3 separate regions of the Homo sapiens genome follow, and regions 1 and 3 are each linked to region 2. Evidence: read pairs that join two places in POLR2A ChIA-PET (ENCODE). Cell type or tissue: MCF 10A. All regions are shown on one strand. Each heading gives the region's core, and the rest is flanking DNA. Links, peaks and the distances in the headings are about the cores only.

The links. Peaks named below come from ENCODE experiments on the same cell type or tissue, not always from the same donor. Only the 100,000 strongest peaks of a DNase experiment are listed, where the experiment ranks them.
Region 1: POLR2A ChIA-PET joins it to region 2 with 5 read pairs; 1 of 35 experiments calls an interaction of 5 or more read pairs at or near these places.
Region 3: POLR2A ChIA-PET joins it to region 2 with 7 read pairs; 2 of 35 experiments call an interaction of 5 or more read pairs at or near these places.

The regions. Positions count from the first base shown.
Region 1 is chr4:52,831,434-52,836,421 of GRCh38, forward strand. No RefSeq gene overlaps it. Among named protein-coding and RNA genes, the nearest start is that of RASL11B, 28 kb to the right of the region's middle. RefSeq lists enhancers at 1,078-1,578, 2,117-2,974, 2,975-3,831. In MCF 10A, for the core only: no CTCF peak of the experiment used is centred there; a DNase peak (open chromatin) is centred at 2,888.
Region 2 is chr4:52,639,513-52,644,500 of GRCh38, forward strand. All of the region lies in intron 1 of USP46 (ubiquitin specific peptidase 46), which reads right to left. Among named protein-coding and RNA genes, the nearest start is that of USP46, 17 kb to the right of the region's middle. RefSeq lists a silencer at 94-324 and enhancers at 2,432-2,501, 2,512-2,701. In MCF 10A, for the core only: no CTCF peak of the experiment used is centred there; DNase peaks (open chromatin) are centred at 1,889 and 2,619.
Region 3 is chr4:52,820,696-52,825,683 of GRCh38, forward strand. No RefSeq gene overlaps it. Among named protein-coding and RNA genes, the nearest start is that of LINC01618, 33 kb to the left of the region's middle. In MCF 10A, for the core only: no CTCF peak of the experiment used is centred there; DNase peaks (open chromatin) are centred at 2,436 and 2,916.

The DNA.
Region 1 (4,988 bases), core at 1,466-3,965, 190 kb after region 2:
AGATGACCATTGAGTATTTAAATCCGGGGACAGGAGAACTTTTAAACAACAGGTGCACTGATAAAAAGCTGGTGTCTTATTTTTATAAACAGGATTCTGTTTGAAATGCACAAGAAGGATGTATGTGGAGCTTGACTGTTAGCACGTCTGTGGTGACTCATTTACAAAACCTACTATCAACTATCACCCTCTACTTGATCTTTCTTGAAAATGTAGGGTTTTGATACAGGTATTATTTAAATATCTCTATATTTATGATTCTGAAATATAATCTGATGCTCCAAGGGTGGGGCTTCTGGGAATTATGACACACCCTGTGACCCCATCATAGGTGAGTGCTCTGGGGACACAAAAGTGGACCTCGCGTAGGTCATTGGGAAGACACCCCTATGGCTGGCGGGGTGCCTCAAGCCCAGCCATGCTTCACTGGACAAATATTTTTGGATCTCTTTTCTCTCTTTTTAAAAAATCTTTACTCACTCCCTATATGATCTCATATTTTTGAGTGACATCTTTTCACTTAGGACTTCCACATTTTTATTAAAGTATCTACTTGGCATTTTCTCTTGGATGTCCAATGGACATCTCGAACTCAGCATGTCTAAAACTACTTCTAATCAATCCCTTGAAGATAGCTCAGTTCCAGCTTTCCCATCTCAGTAGATGAAAACTGTCTTCTTAGACGTCAGGTCCGAAAACTTGGAACCATTCTCGACTTTTCTCTTTCTTTCAAACCCGACATTCAGACTCTCAAAAAAACTCTTCTTGGCTCACCTATCAAAATATTTCCAGAATTTGATCACCCTTCACCACCACTACCTTGGTCCAAGTGCTAACTTCTCTCACTTGGATTATTTCAATAACCTTATAATTGGCCTCCCACTTCCACTCTTGGCCTCTTTGGTCTACTGTCAACATGGGAGCCAAGAATAAACCTGCTAGATAAAAGTGCAATCATGTCAACCCTCTGCTCAGAATCTTCCAGTGGCTTCTTAACTCTCAGAAGGAATGTACAGTCCAGGTTCTGATTTACAAGTGTCATATGCTTTTCTTGCCTTCTTCTTCATTACATTGCACACTGCGTCTTCTTTGCCTGTCTCTCATTCCTCCACTCCAGCCTCCTTGCTTTTTCTTTAGCATGCCAAGACCACTGCCACATCAGAGACTTTGCACCTGCCATTCCTGCCTACGGACAACCCCCACCTCTCAACACACAACTTCTCCCCATTGGCCACACAATGGGTGCTCTCACTTCCTTTAGGCATTTCTTGAAGCCACCTTCTCAGTGAGGTCCCCTGTCCATCCGATGTAAAATGTTACCTCCTACTGGTATGTTGTAACCCCTCCTCCTGAGGTAGACATGGCAGTTGCTCCATCCAGAATCTTTTCCTCCCAGTGCACCCACCCTGAGCTGCTGTGAAGATCAGCTGCCAAAGACTCCCAGATGTCCTGCTTCCCTGGAGAATTTCACTCAACTAACAGGTACTGCCTTGATGGGAAATCACATTCCCTTCTGCACCCACGCTAGGGCAGCCTGCAGCCAGTGATGGAAAGATACCGGAACACAAAAGGCCGCTTCCTTCACCTTAAGGGGAAGGGGGAGAATTCTGCAGTGTTATGTGAATATTCCAGAGTCCCTGTGGATCAGACCTAAGACCACATCTTGTTTGGCTTTTTTCCCATTCACTCCTTGATTCCTTCCTTCACTCTTTTTCATCTGAGAGCTCTCCCTCAAAACTAAATCAGGGCTGGGTATGGTGATTCATGCCTGTAACCCCAGCACTTTGGGAGGCTGAGACAGGCAGATCACCTGAGGTCAGGAGTTTGAAACCAGCCTGGCAAACATGGTGAAACCCCGTCTCTACTAAAAATACAAAAAAAAAAAAATTAGCCTGGCATGGTGGCAGGCGCCTCTAGTCCCAGCTACTTGGGAGGCTGAGGCAGGAGAATCACCTGAATCCAGAGGCGGGGGTTGCAGTGAGCTGAGATTGTGCCATAGCACTCCAGCCTGGGCGACAAGAGTGAAACTCTGTCTCAAAAAACAAAAACAAAAACAAGAACAAAACAAACAAACAAACACCCTAAAAACTAAATCAGCTGCCCTGAATCCCTGTCTCAGGCTCTGTTTCTAAGACATTTCTGTTATTCTTTTCTTCTTAGTGATCACCTAACAAACTATATATTTAACTTTATCCATCTCTATCACTGCAATGCCACTCTGTGAGGACAGTCACTTTGCTTTGTTCACTGACGCATCCTCAGTACCTAGCACAGTACCTGGTACATAGTAGATGCTCAGTAAATATATGTGGAAAGAAGGAATGAGTCCTTATATCCCTGTGAATCTTGGAACTTACAAAAATCCTGCTCTTGTTAATCAGGCGGGGGGCCTGGACTCTTAATTCTGTTGCCCACACACTCTTCCCACTTTCTCATGCATTTTCTCTGGCCTATTAAGGTGGCTTTGGATTGCAGTGGTCTACTCTGCCCTATCTTGGGTGACTTCCCAGTAACCTATATCACTTGCTTGTTTGTCCAAAGGCACCTGTCAGCTCCTCTTTGGACTACTTTCCTCATTCAATCTGCCCATCCACTCCCAGTAAAATAACAAGGTAAGCAAGAGAAATCTATTCATCAGCATCCAGGTGTGGTATGAAAACTAGGTAGATGAGGAAAGGTAAGAGGTAGAAGACAGCCAGTGGCTGTTCTTCACAGTTGGAGTGAGAGATCAGAATGTGTGATAGAGATGGGAATGACCACAGACAAGGGGAGAAGCTCCCTTTTTGGTGTGGGGGTGGATTGGGTATAACCCTGCTAAAGCAAGCTGAGAGCCACTGCCTGACTCATGTTAAAAGTGAATTTTGGCATAATTACAAGAGGATATCTTAGCACTGTGCTCCAGCCAAGCTGTGCTGCTATTACCTAGGAGTGATTAAAGGTCTAGAGACGTGAAATCAGGCAATCCAGGCGGGGCTCAAATCTTGGAGGTTCTGCACTCTTGACTAGTCAGCGACCTCAGTGCTTCCCTGGGCTGTTCTGGTGAGTAGTATTCATTGGTTTCAATAACAGCAAATGCTTCCTGCTGCTCTTTATGTGATAGGCCATATTCTGAGTGCTTGCTAAGTACTAACTTATTGATCCTTCTGATAACCCTGTGAGCCACATACCCGTATGTCTTATTATTATACACACTTGTCAAAGAGGAAGCAATGGAAGTACAGAGAGCTCAAGCAACTTGTCCAAGACTGCAGTCAGTGGTGGAACTGGGATTTGAACCCAGTTTTCTCACTCCACTGCTTGTGCTTAACTGAAGCAAAAGGAAATGCATTGAAGGATATTCGGTGCTTGCAGAATTAATGGGAAGCCAGTGTCAGGCCTCTGAGCCCAAGCTAAGCCATCATATCCCCTGTGACCTGCACGTACACATCCAGGTGGCTGGTTCCTGCCTTAACTGATGACATTCCATCACAAAAGAAATGAAAATGGCCTGTTCCTGCCTTAACTGATGGCATTATCTTGTGAAATTCCTTCTCCTGGCTCATCCTGTCTCAAAAGCTCCCCTGCTGAGCACCCCACTCCTGCCTGCCAGAGAACAACCCTCCTTTTTCCTTTACCTACCCAAATCCTATAAAACGGCCCCACCCCTATCTCCCTTCACTTTTCGGACTCAGCCCACCTGCACCCAGGTGAAATAAACAGCTTTATTGCTCGCACAAAGCCTGTTTGGTGGTCTCTTCACACGGACGCGAGTGAAAGCCAGGAGGACCAGCTCCAAAATAGGCAGGTGTGAAGGTATTCTAGAGAACTAGGAGGCAAGATCAATAAGGAAAAGTCTTTAACAGAAAAAGTCTCATCAGGATGAATAAGCCCCAGCCATTCTTACTCTGCTGAAATTCTAACAGGAAAGGGTGGGCTTGGTCTAGCTCAGGTCATGCACCTCCTCTTTGGATCAAATGAAGAAAATAACTCCTTTAATGGGTACAAAAAATAGTTAGAATGAATGAATAAGGCCTAGTATTTGATAGCACAACAGGGTGACTATAGACAATGATAATTTAATTTTACATTTAAAAATAACTAAGAGAGGCTGGGCATAGTGGCTCAAGCCTATAATCCTAGCACTTTGGGAGGCCGAGGTGGGCAGATCACCTGATGTCAGGAGTTCAAGACCAGCCTGGCCAACATATTGAAATCCTGTCTCTACTCAAAATATAAAAATTAGCTGGCTGTGGTGGCACGTGCTTGTAATCCCAGCTACCCAGGAGGCTGAGGCAGCAGAATCGCTGGAACCCGAGAGGCAGAGGCTGGAGTGAGCCAAGATCACGCCACTGCACTCCAGCCTGGGTGACAAAGTAGGATTCCATCTCAATAAAATAAAATAAAATAAAATAAATAAAATAAAATAAAATAAAATAAAATAAAATAAAATAAAATAAAATAAAATAAATAAAATAAAATAAAATACTAAAATAATATAATTGGATTGCATTCAAAGGATAAATCCTTGAGGGGATGGATACCCCATTCTCCATGATTATTTCACATTGCATGCCTGTTTCAAAACATCTCATGTACCCCACAAATACATACACCTACTCTGTACCCACAAAAATTAAAAATAAAAATTATATATATGAAAAGAAAATAACACCATATTTTTTAATCTGTTGCTACATAACAAATTACTCCAAAACTCGGCAACCTAAGAAAACAACAAACACTTATTATCTCACACAGTTTGTGTGTGGGAATGCAGGAGTGGCTTTGCCAGGGAATTTTGGATTGGGGGCCCTCATGAGGTGGTAGTCAAACTGTCAGTGGGTGGCTGCAGCCATCTGAGAGCTGGACTGGGGGCAGAAGTTCTGCTTCATAGGTGTCTCCCTCACATGGCTAGCAAGCTGGCGCTGGCTGTTGGCAGGAGGCCTCAGTTTCTCAGCGCTTGGGCCTCTCTGTGGGACTTCTTGAGTTCCCCATAACACAGCAGCTAG
Region 2 (4,988 bases), core at 1,376-3,875:
AAAAAATGGGAAAGGACTGATCCTCCTCTAGGATGCTCCTGGAAGCTGCACACATTACTTTTGCTCACAATCCTGCTAGCTAGAATCTAATCTAGTCATATGGCCACACCTAGCTGCAAGGGAGTTTGGCAAAGGTGGTCTTTACCTGGGCAGCCACGACCAGGTAAAATGTCTCTAGAAATGAAAAGTGAATTTTTTTTTTCAGACAGGTTCTCACTCTGTCGCCCAGGCTGGAGTGCAGTGGTGCTAACAGGGTTCACTGCAGCGTCAACCTTTCAGGCTCAAGTGATCCTCCCACCTCAGCCCCATGAGTAGCTGGTACTACAGGCATATGCTACCATGCCTGGGTTTTTTTTTTTTTTTTTTTTTTTGGTAGAGTCAGGGTCTTGCCATGTTGTCCAGGCTGGTCTCGAAATTCCTGGGCTCAAACAATCCTTTCCCCTTGACCTCCTAAAGTGCTGGGATTACTGGTGTGAGCCATTGTGCCTGGCTGAAAAATGGATACTGAGGGGACAATCAGTAGTCATATCCCTGCAGCAAGCTTTCTAACAGGAAAAAAAAAATGGGAGTAACTTGAATTGGGTAAATAATTATAGTAATTCATATGATGGAATACCATGTAGCTAATTTAAAAAGTAAAGTTACCCTACAGGTACTGCTATGAAAATTTGCCTAAGATACAATGATAAGTAAAAACATGTTACAGAGTAATAACGTGTTGCATAGGACAATACTGTAAATGTGGTTCATTCCATCAACAGACACTGAGCCCTGCGACGTGCCTGGCTCTATTCTACATCTGAGGGACACAAGGTGAACAAGACCAGGCCACTGTATTCAACATCTACATTTAATGGAAATTTTTGAAAGAAGACTTGAGAGATTATAACAGTGGTCTTCAGCATCAGGGAGTAGGCCTAGAAGAAGAGGAGGTCAAGAAGTGGCTTTTCTTATTATCTTCTTAACTCTTCAAATTTTTACTATGAGCAATTATTATTTTTTATTAAAATTTTAGGCCAGGCTTATGGCTGTAATCCTAGCAGTTTGGGAGGCCAAGGTGAGCGGATCACTTGAGGTTGGGAGTTCGAGACCAGCCTGACCAACATGGAGAAACTCTGTCTCTACTTAAAAAAAAAATACAAAATTAGCCAGGCATGGTGGCACATGCCTGTAGTCCCAGCTACTCAGGAGACTGAGGCAGGGGAATTGCCTGAACCTGGGAGACAGAGGTTGCAATGAGCCAAGATCACGCCACGGCACTCCAGCCTAAGCAATAAGAGCAAAACTCCATCTCAAAAAAAAAAAAAAAAATTAACAAATTTTTAAAAATATAATGAAAGTTTAGTAAACAAATGTCCTGCAAACCAGTTGCCTAAGGCCCTCGGCAAATACCTCAGAGCTGTATTTGGCCATTTTTTTTTTTTTACCACTATGAAATGCCTTTGATTTCAGTCACTTTACCTCTCTGTGGCCTTAACTTCCTGGCTGAGAGGCTGGGCTGTTGATATCCAGCCTGACTATTCCTCAGGGCAGCAGAGAGAATGAAGCAAAACTGGGAATGTTATCAGCACTGTATAAATTGTAAAGTATGTTACAAACCCAAGAGATTGCACTTCTATTGCTAGCACCCTGCACAAGACACAAAAGGCAATGAGGGGAACTGAAAAATAATTGTTATATGACCAGATGGTGAACAAAGTACCGATCTTGGGGGGTAAATCACAGGGTCGGGAAGCATAAGAAACATAGGGTTCTTATTTCCATCAGTAAAAAACGTAGTAACCTTTGAAAAACAGTGCAGCCAACTTTATTAAAAATAGCATCTGAGCTGGGACAAGTTCCAACAAGACTATAATGTTAGCTCCTCAAAGCACCTCTGAAAGCAATTCTATGACTGCCAAGGGGTGCTACCAAAACACAAACAACAATAACAAAATCCCAGGAAGGATGATTCATAAATGCATAAGACGGATAAAGAAAGAAATGTTTTGAAGCAATTTACAAGGAAAACAAGTTAGAATTTCTTCCTTGGTCGAGGGGTAAAGGATGAAGACGGCCTTGCCCAGAAGGAGGAAATAATCAAAACAATGGCATTAAAAGGTCTGGAAAAACCAATGAGAACACTGTCAAAATATGGAAGAGCCTAAAACAAAAACACAGGGACCAGGAAGCATCCTTGGAGAAGAGCCAGACCATGCCACAGATTAAAAAACGAAGGCCCAGAGAAGTAAACTTACTTGCCCAAGATCTTTCTAAGGCACCTCATTTATCTGCATCCTAGGACATGCAGCCTTTCTTTCAAGTTTGTACAAGGAAGGGACACAAGAAAGGCCAAAGATAACATGTAAGGATTTCTAAGTACATAGAGAATAAGTCATTAATTATAGACCATAAATTAAAGTGGATGACAGAAGAGGTGAACATTGCTGCTAAACCCACATTTGTAGATCTATCGTTCAAAAGGCTACTCTACTTATCAACTATACTTTCAAAGTACAAAGCACATAAAGGACCTATTTTCAAAAGGACTAGTGTCCCCAGAATTCTGATGACAAAGATCATTCCTATAGTCTTATGAAGAAAGTGAAGCAAAAATGAAGTGACTCAGCCCAAGATCTCAGGATGAGTCAGAAGACACCTGACAGAATTCAAGGGTGATTACAGAGGAATTATGGCTACCGATGCCTCTGATGTAATTAATAATAATAGAGAACTCATAAATAGCATAGACTGTGTACAGTTACTGTTCTAGGGATTTTACTTGTATTTCATTCATTTTCATCTTCATAATAACTCTATGAGGCAGACACTGCTACTGGCCTTATTTTAAAGATAAGAAAACTGAGAGGGCAGGGAACTATTCAAGTTCACACAGCTACTAAGTACTGGAATTGGGTTTGAACTTGAACAATCTGGCTCCAGTGTGTGTGCCCCTAACTACTACATAATATTGACTCTCAGGGAGGCAGAGTCTCCTTGGAACCACAGAACTGAAAGAACTGAAGAAACCGAAGAGGTCACAAAGTTGTTGGGAGAACCCCCTTCCTTCTGAAGCACCCCTTGAAATTTTCTAGAATGAGAACACACAAGTCCTTTTCCATGGAATCTCTACAGAGTACTGGCAACTTGTTTAGAGAAAACATAAAATTGAGGTTGGGAGTCAGAGGAGACATGAGATGTAGTTAAGAGGAAAGCAGATTTTTTTTCAAAATCACTTCAAAGACTGTGGACCTTTTATCTAGCCAAAGAATAAAAACAAATAATGTCAACTTTTAAAATGCTAAAAGAGAAAACCGTACCAAAAAGCAAATTTGAGTTCTAGAGAGTAAACCATTCTACACCTAATAATGAAATAATGTGCAATCTTTACTAAATACTTGGATAGATACTGACAATAATATAACAAAAACAATGGAAAAGGGAGAGAAAGAAAGTGCATATGCAGAACAAAATGTGTTAATATATTAATGTAGCTTATCTCTTGGTAACATAGCTTATCTCTTGGATTATTGCAGGGAGAGGGTAGGGGAGGAGAAAACTGGCGATGAATTAAATAGAGGAACGAAATTATTTATTTTAATCCAAAGAAAGCTGCAGAATATCTGTTATGCCTTTAAAAGATACGAACCCACAGACCAGCCTGGAGCACCCTCCATCTCCTCCTCTGGCTGCCTCTCCTCATCATTTGGTTTCAATGTCACTTCTTCAAAGCTACCTTCCCTGACCCTTCCCACTCATAGAATCCTGTCTGTTCCTCCACAGCCCTTAGCACAATCTGTAACATCATAATTGTAATTATTTAACAACTGTCTTCCCACTAGACCACAGGTCTGCAAATTACAGCCTATGGGCAGAATATGACCCACCAATTGTTGTCATAAATAAAGTTTTACTGCAACACAGCCATGATCATTCATTTACTTATGGCAACTACTTTCACAATATTAACAGCAGAATTGCGTAGCTGTGATAGAGACACTACGGCCCACAAAGTCTAAAGCATTTACTGTCCAGACATTTACAGAAAAGCTTACCAACCCCTGTACTATGCCATAAGCTTTATAAGGGCAGCAATTAGGTCTGATTCATTTGCCAGCACCTAGTAGAATGTCTGGTTGTATAGAAGGCACTTGATAAATTTGCTCACTGAATAAACTTGGGAAGCAGGGGAAAAGTTAGCAGTAGGTGCCACTCATTCAGAGAACTTCACATCTACATATTCATTTAATCTTGCCTGCCACCCCAAGGCAGATTACTCTTAATATCCCCATTCTACACATGAAAAAAATGTAGGGAACCTGCCCAAGCTCACTCAGCCAATAAGAGCAGATCTGGGATTCAAACCTATGTAAATTCGGTTCCTGAGTCTGAGCTCTGGACCACAAGCCAGGAGAGGAGATATTTTCATTCACATTTTCAGTAATTCTTTAGCTACAGATGTAAGGCTTGGGCAGCCAGCCAGGAACTGTCTCTGAGTATGTCCACTTTGGCTGCTGGCTGTCACACATTACCTAACCACCGGGCACTTACCCAGAGTGGCTACGAATGCCTGACCTGTTTAGTTAGCAACATATCACCACGGAGCCCCTGTCCCACTGAGCAATACTGAATGTGACTCTCTCTGCCAAATAAATCACTGATGGGGACTCATTATCCCCATGTCATAGCTGAAGGAAATGAGGTTAACTAACTTGCCAAGGTCAAGTGTTAGCATGAGGCAGAGGTAAGTGGTGAACCTATGATCTTAACACCATTATTCCACAACCCTGGCTCCTGTTTCAACAGCCCACTCCTCTCCAGGCTTCAACAGGGAAAGCAATCATGAACAAGAAGGCAGTCAAGGGGCATTTTCATCCCACAGCATGACAACATGTCACTTCTATGTCTTATGTCAGAAGTCCCCAACCCCCAGGTACAGTTCTGTGACCTGTTAGGAACCAAGCGGCACAGCAGGTGAGCAGGCATTACCACCTGAGCTCTACCTCCGG
Region 3 (4,988 bases), core at 1,219-3,718, 180 kb after region 2:
CAAATCATGAGTGAACTCCCATTCACAATTGCTTCAAAGAGAATAAAATACCTAGGAATCCAACTTACAAGGGATGTGAAGGACCTCTTCAAGGAGAACTACAAACCACTGCTCAAGGAAATAAAAGAGGACACAAACAAATGGAAGAACATTCCATGCTCATGGGTAGGAAGAATCAATATCGTGAAAATAGCCATACTGCCCAAGGTAATTTACAGATTCAATGCCATCCCCATCAAGCTACCAATGACTTTCTTCACAGAATTGGAAAAAACTACTTTAAAGTTCATATGGAACCAAAAAAGAGCCCGCATCACCAAGTCAATCCTAAGCCAAAAGAACAAAGCTGGAGGCATCACACTACCTGACTTCAAACTATACTACAAGGCTACAGTAACCAAAACAGCATGGTACTGGTACCAAAACAGAGATATAGATCAATGGAACAGAACAGAGCCCTCAGAAATAATGCCACATATCTACAACTATCTGATCTTTGACAAACCTGAGAAAAACAAGCAATGGGGAAAGGATTCCCTATTTAATAAATGGTGCTGGGAAAACTGGCTAGCCATATGTAGAAAGCTGAAACTGGATCCCTTCCTTACACCTTATACAAAAATCAATTCAAGATGGATTAAAGATTTAAACGTTAGACCTAAAACCATAAAAACCCTAGAAGAAAACCTAGGCATTACCATTGAGGACATAGGCGTGGGCAAGGACTTCATGTCCAAAACACCAAAAGCAATGGCAACAAAAGCCAAAATTGACAAATGGGATCTAATTAAACTAAAGAGCTTCTGCACAGCAAAAGAAACTACCATCAGAGTGAACAGGCAACCTACAACATGGGAGAAAATTTTCGCAACCTACTCATCTGACAAAGGGCTAATATCCAGAATCTACAATGAACTCAAACAAATTTACAAGAAAAAAACAAACAACCCCATCAAAAAGTGGGCGAAGGACATGAACAGACACTTCTCAAAAGAAGACATTTATGCAGCCAAAAAAAACATGAAGAAATGCTCATCATCACTGGCCATCAGAGAAATGCAAATCAAAACCACTATGAGATATCATCTCACACCAGTTAGAATGGCAATCATTAAAAAGTCAGGAAACAACAGGTGCTGGAGAGGATGTGGAGAAATAGGAACACTTTTACACTGTTGGTGGGACTGTAAACTAGTTCAACCATTGTGGAAGTCAGTGTGGCGATTCCTCAGGGATCTAGAACTAGAAATACCATTTGACCCAGCCATCCCATTACTGGGTATATACCCAAATGACTATAAATCATGCTGCTATAAAGACACATGCACACGTATGTTTATTGCGGCACTATTCACAATAGCAAAGACTTGGAACCAACCCAAATGTCCAACAATGATAGACTGGATTAAGAAAATGTGGCACATATACACCATGGAATACTATGCAGCCATAAAAAATGATGAGTTCATGTCCTTTGTAGGGACATGGATGAAATTGGAAACCATCATTCTCAGTAAACTATCGCAAGAACAAAAAACCAAACACCGCATATTCTCACTCATAGGTGGGAATTGAACAATGAGATCACATGGACACAGGAAGGGGAATATCACACTCTGGGGACTGTGGTGGGGTCGGGGGAGGGGGGAGGGATAGCACTGGGAGATATACCTAATGCTAGATGACACGTTAGTGGGTGCAGCGCACCAGCATGGCACATGTATACATATGTAACTAACCTGCACAATGTGCACATGTACCCTAAAACTTAGAGTATAATAAAAAAAAAAATTAAAAAAAAAAAAAAATAACAGACCATAAACATTTTCCCACATCACAAAATTTGCTTCCCAAGCATGACTCTCTGTGGCTACACAGGGTGCCGTGTATGACTATACTATAATTGGTGTAGCCAGTGAGAAGTTGTTTAAACCTATTGCCCTTGCAGTGCAATGCTATCTTAAAATACAGGCAAGAACATTATGTTCTTTTTGGTAGGAACATTAAAACATGCAGGGGAGTTTCTGCACATGGATTGCATGACTATGAGGTTTTAAATTGATTCCACCCATTGGTTTGGGAAGACAGAGAAAGTATGCTTCCACTTAGTGCAACTCATGTCTTGCGGGGTGGAGAGAGCTGTCTCTTGATGCATTTAGATTCTTAGCTCTTCCATAGTAAACAAGAAGCTTCAGCGAGGGGCAGTGAGTCACAAAAATGGAACATATTTATTTGTATGGTTATTCCCAAAGTGATACAACCAGGAGACCTAGGGTTTGGGGAGCCAACCTCAGCTGATGTGTGAGGCTGGCAGAAGGCCACAGGCATGAGGGTTCTCTTGGACTGGCATTGCTGGGTGTCAGGGCATGAACACACCTCTCCCTGGACGAAAAAACCTGCTAATTGCCTTGTAAGAAACATCATCACAGACTCAAGGAGTTGACTAATGGATTCTCGGAAAATTGCCAGCTCATAATCTCTGTGCCTTGAGAATTGGGATAAACATTGAGGTCAATTGCAAAGCCCTATTTGACCAAACCCACAGCCCACAGTCAGTCCAAAGCTAGAGCCCTAGTGTTTTCTATGCCAGCTCTTTTCATTTTTTCTGAATTCACAAAACTAAATGACTCAGTTTAATGAAGGCATTCGGACTAGGGGAGGTTAAAGGGCAGATGCAAAGCAGGAATTCCTAACCCCAGAGGCCACTCCTAAGGGTCACGGTATTTGGTAAGTGTGTTGAAATACCTCAGATGGGAAGGCCACATACATGAAATCATCAGAAGGATGATTTCACATTAATCCACAAATTAAACTTTAGGAGGAGAGAAGGAGTCCATATCACTGGGCCTTGATGGAGAGCTTTTCTCAGGTAACAGGAAACACAGAACATCAAGTTCTCCTCAGAGATGACTCACATATTAAACATGACCTGCTAGGTACTCTTGAATCTGAAACCACAATGAGCTGTCTCTCATCACTTCCAAGGAACCGCATTTTCTAGAATTTCACCCAGTTCTTGTATCAGAGACACTATTGGATGGTATGAGTTTTCTAGGACTGCTGTAACAAAATGCCACAAACTGGGTGGCATAAAACACCAGAAATTCCTTCTCTCACAGTTCTGGACGTTAGAAGTCTAAAATCAAGATGGTGGGCAGGGCCACACTCCCTCCAAAGCCTCTAGGGGAGGATCCCTCCTTGCCTCTTCCAGTTCATGGAGGCTTCATCCAGGTGTTCCCTGGCTTCTGGCTGCATAGCCCTAATGTCTGCCTCCTTCTTCATATGGGCTGTCTTCCCTCTGTGTATGTCTGTGTCCAAATTTCCCTCTTATTATAAGGAAACCAATCATATTGGGTTAGGGTCTGCTCTAATGACCACATTGCAACTTGATTGCATCTGCAAATACCTTATTTCCAAATAAGGTCATATTCACAAGTACCAGGAGTTAGGATTTCAACGTGCCTTTTTAGAAGACACAATGTGACCCATGATAGCTGGAAAGTCGAAGGTCCAGAATTATAGATACAGCTGCATCACCAACTGCTGTGTGATCCTAAGCAAACTGCTTTTCATCCCTGGGCCCAGGTATCCTCATCTGTCCCCACAATTACCCTCATGACTCGCAGATTCAATTTCTTTCAGATCAGTCAAAGGGAATAGACTCATTGTAGAAAGGGTCTACCAGGCGGGAGCAGCATCACAATGCTAGCAGGCAATGCCAGGACTGGTGTGGAGGGGTCTGTGTGATGGCCCGGGTGTGCCGAGTGGAGAATGAAGGGCACCAGGATACCCCCAGAAGTCTCTGGCTAAGGCCTTTTGTGGTGCCGGCAGCCACGCCATACACTAAAGAGCAACCAGCCAAATTGCCATGCTCCTTCCCCCTGGCCCTGTAGGCAGCCAACCCCTGGGACAGCAGTCATGATACTCAGTTCTAAGGCCCAACAAGCACAGCCAACAGCCTTTGGCTTCCAGAGCTCATCATGAAACTGACATGAGCAGGTGAGATCCAGTTGGCTTAAACAACTAGCGTAATCAATCCAGACTAAATATACCTCCCCTTGGCCCAGCTTAAATATTTAGACAGCCACAATGCCTGTGTGCAGAGGCAGTGAGTGGATGAGAAAGTTTTAGCTCTGGTGAGGCTGAAGGGACTTGACATGTTATTGAATCAAAGGCTGTAGAAGGTGAAGCTGGGGCCGCCACACATTCCAGGAATGCGGATATAGCACTCTCAGTGTGTATCTGAGGCTGACAGGGTTTGACAATCTCCATCTGGGAACAATAACCTCGAGCAGCAGGCCAGGCCATGCTGAGGGCTGCTCTGCCTCCCTCCTGGCTCTGCCCCTCGTCTCTGGCCCTGAGCTGTGCACTCTGAGATGGATAGTGGAGGGGAAGTCCATGTACCATGGTCCTCTGCAGCACTGCTCTGCATGCAGGAGCCCTGGAGAAGCCAGGGGTGGGGGCCAGCCTCACCGAATGCTTGCAATTCCAGGAGCAGTGGGCTGAGGACAGAATCCATTTCCCCCCTCTGGGAGACCTGAGTGGAATGCCACAGGGGAAGGCAATTTGGGACGCTGACTGATCACCCAGCCAGCTGCAAAGTCTCCTAGCATCGGGTGGAGAAGCCAGGGGGTGGCAATGTGTTTACGTCACGTTTAATACCTTGGGCTATCTTTGTGTGAACGGGGGAAGTCAGGAGGCTTTCATCTGTGAAGTTCAAAGCACTGTTCACAAACTACCTCGGCTAATCCTCACTCTGATCTGAATTTTGTTGTGTAGTTAAACTGATCACAAGAATTTGGTGGATAGGGCTAGGGTGGGCCTCTGGGACAGGCTTCCCCATGCTTGGTTCCCACGTGGCCAGGCAGTGAGGTGGGGGGAGCGGGTTTATGGTGCAGAGAGTGCTGGAGCAGGAAGGAAGACCTCAACACCACATCACACAGCCCAGGAGTGTCCTGCTTTATACGGGTGACACTGAGTGCAGGGAA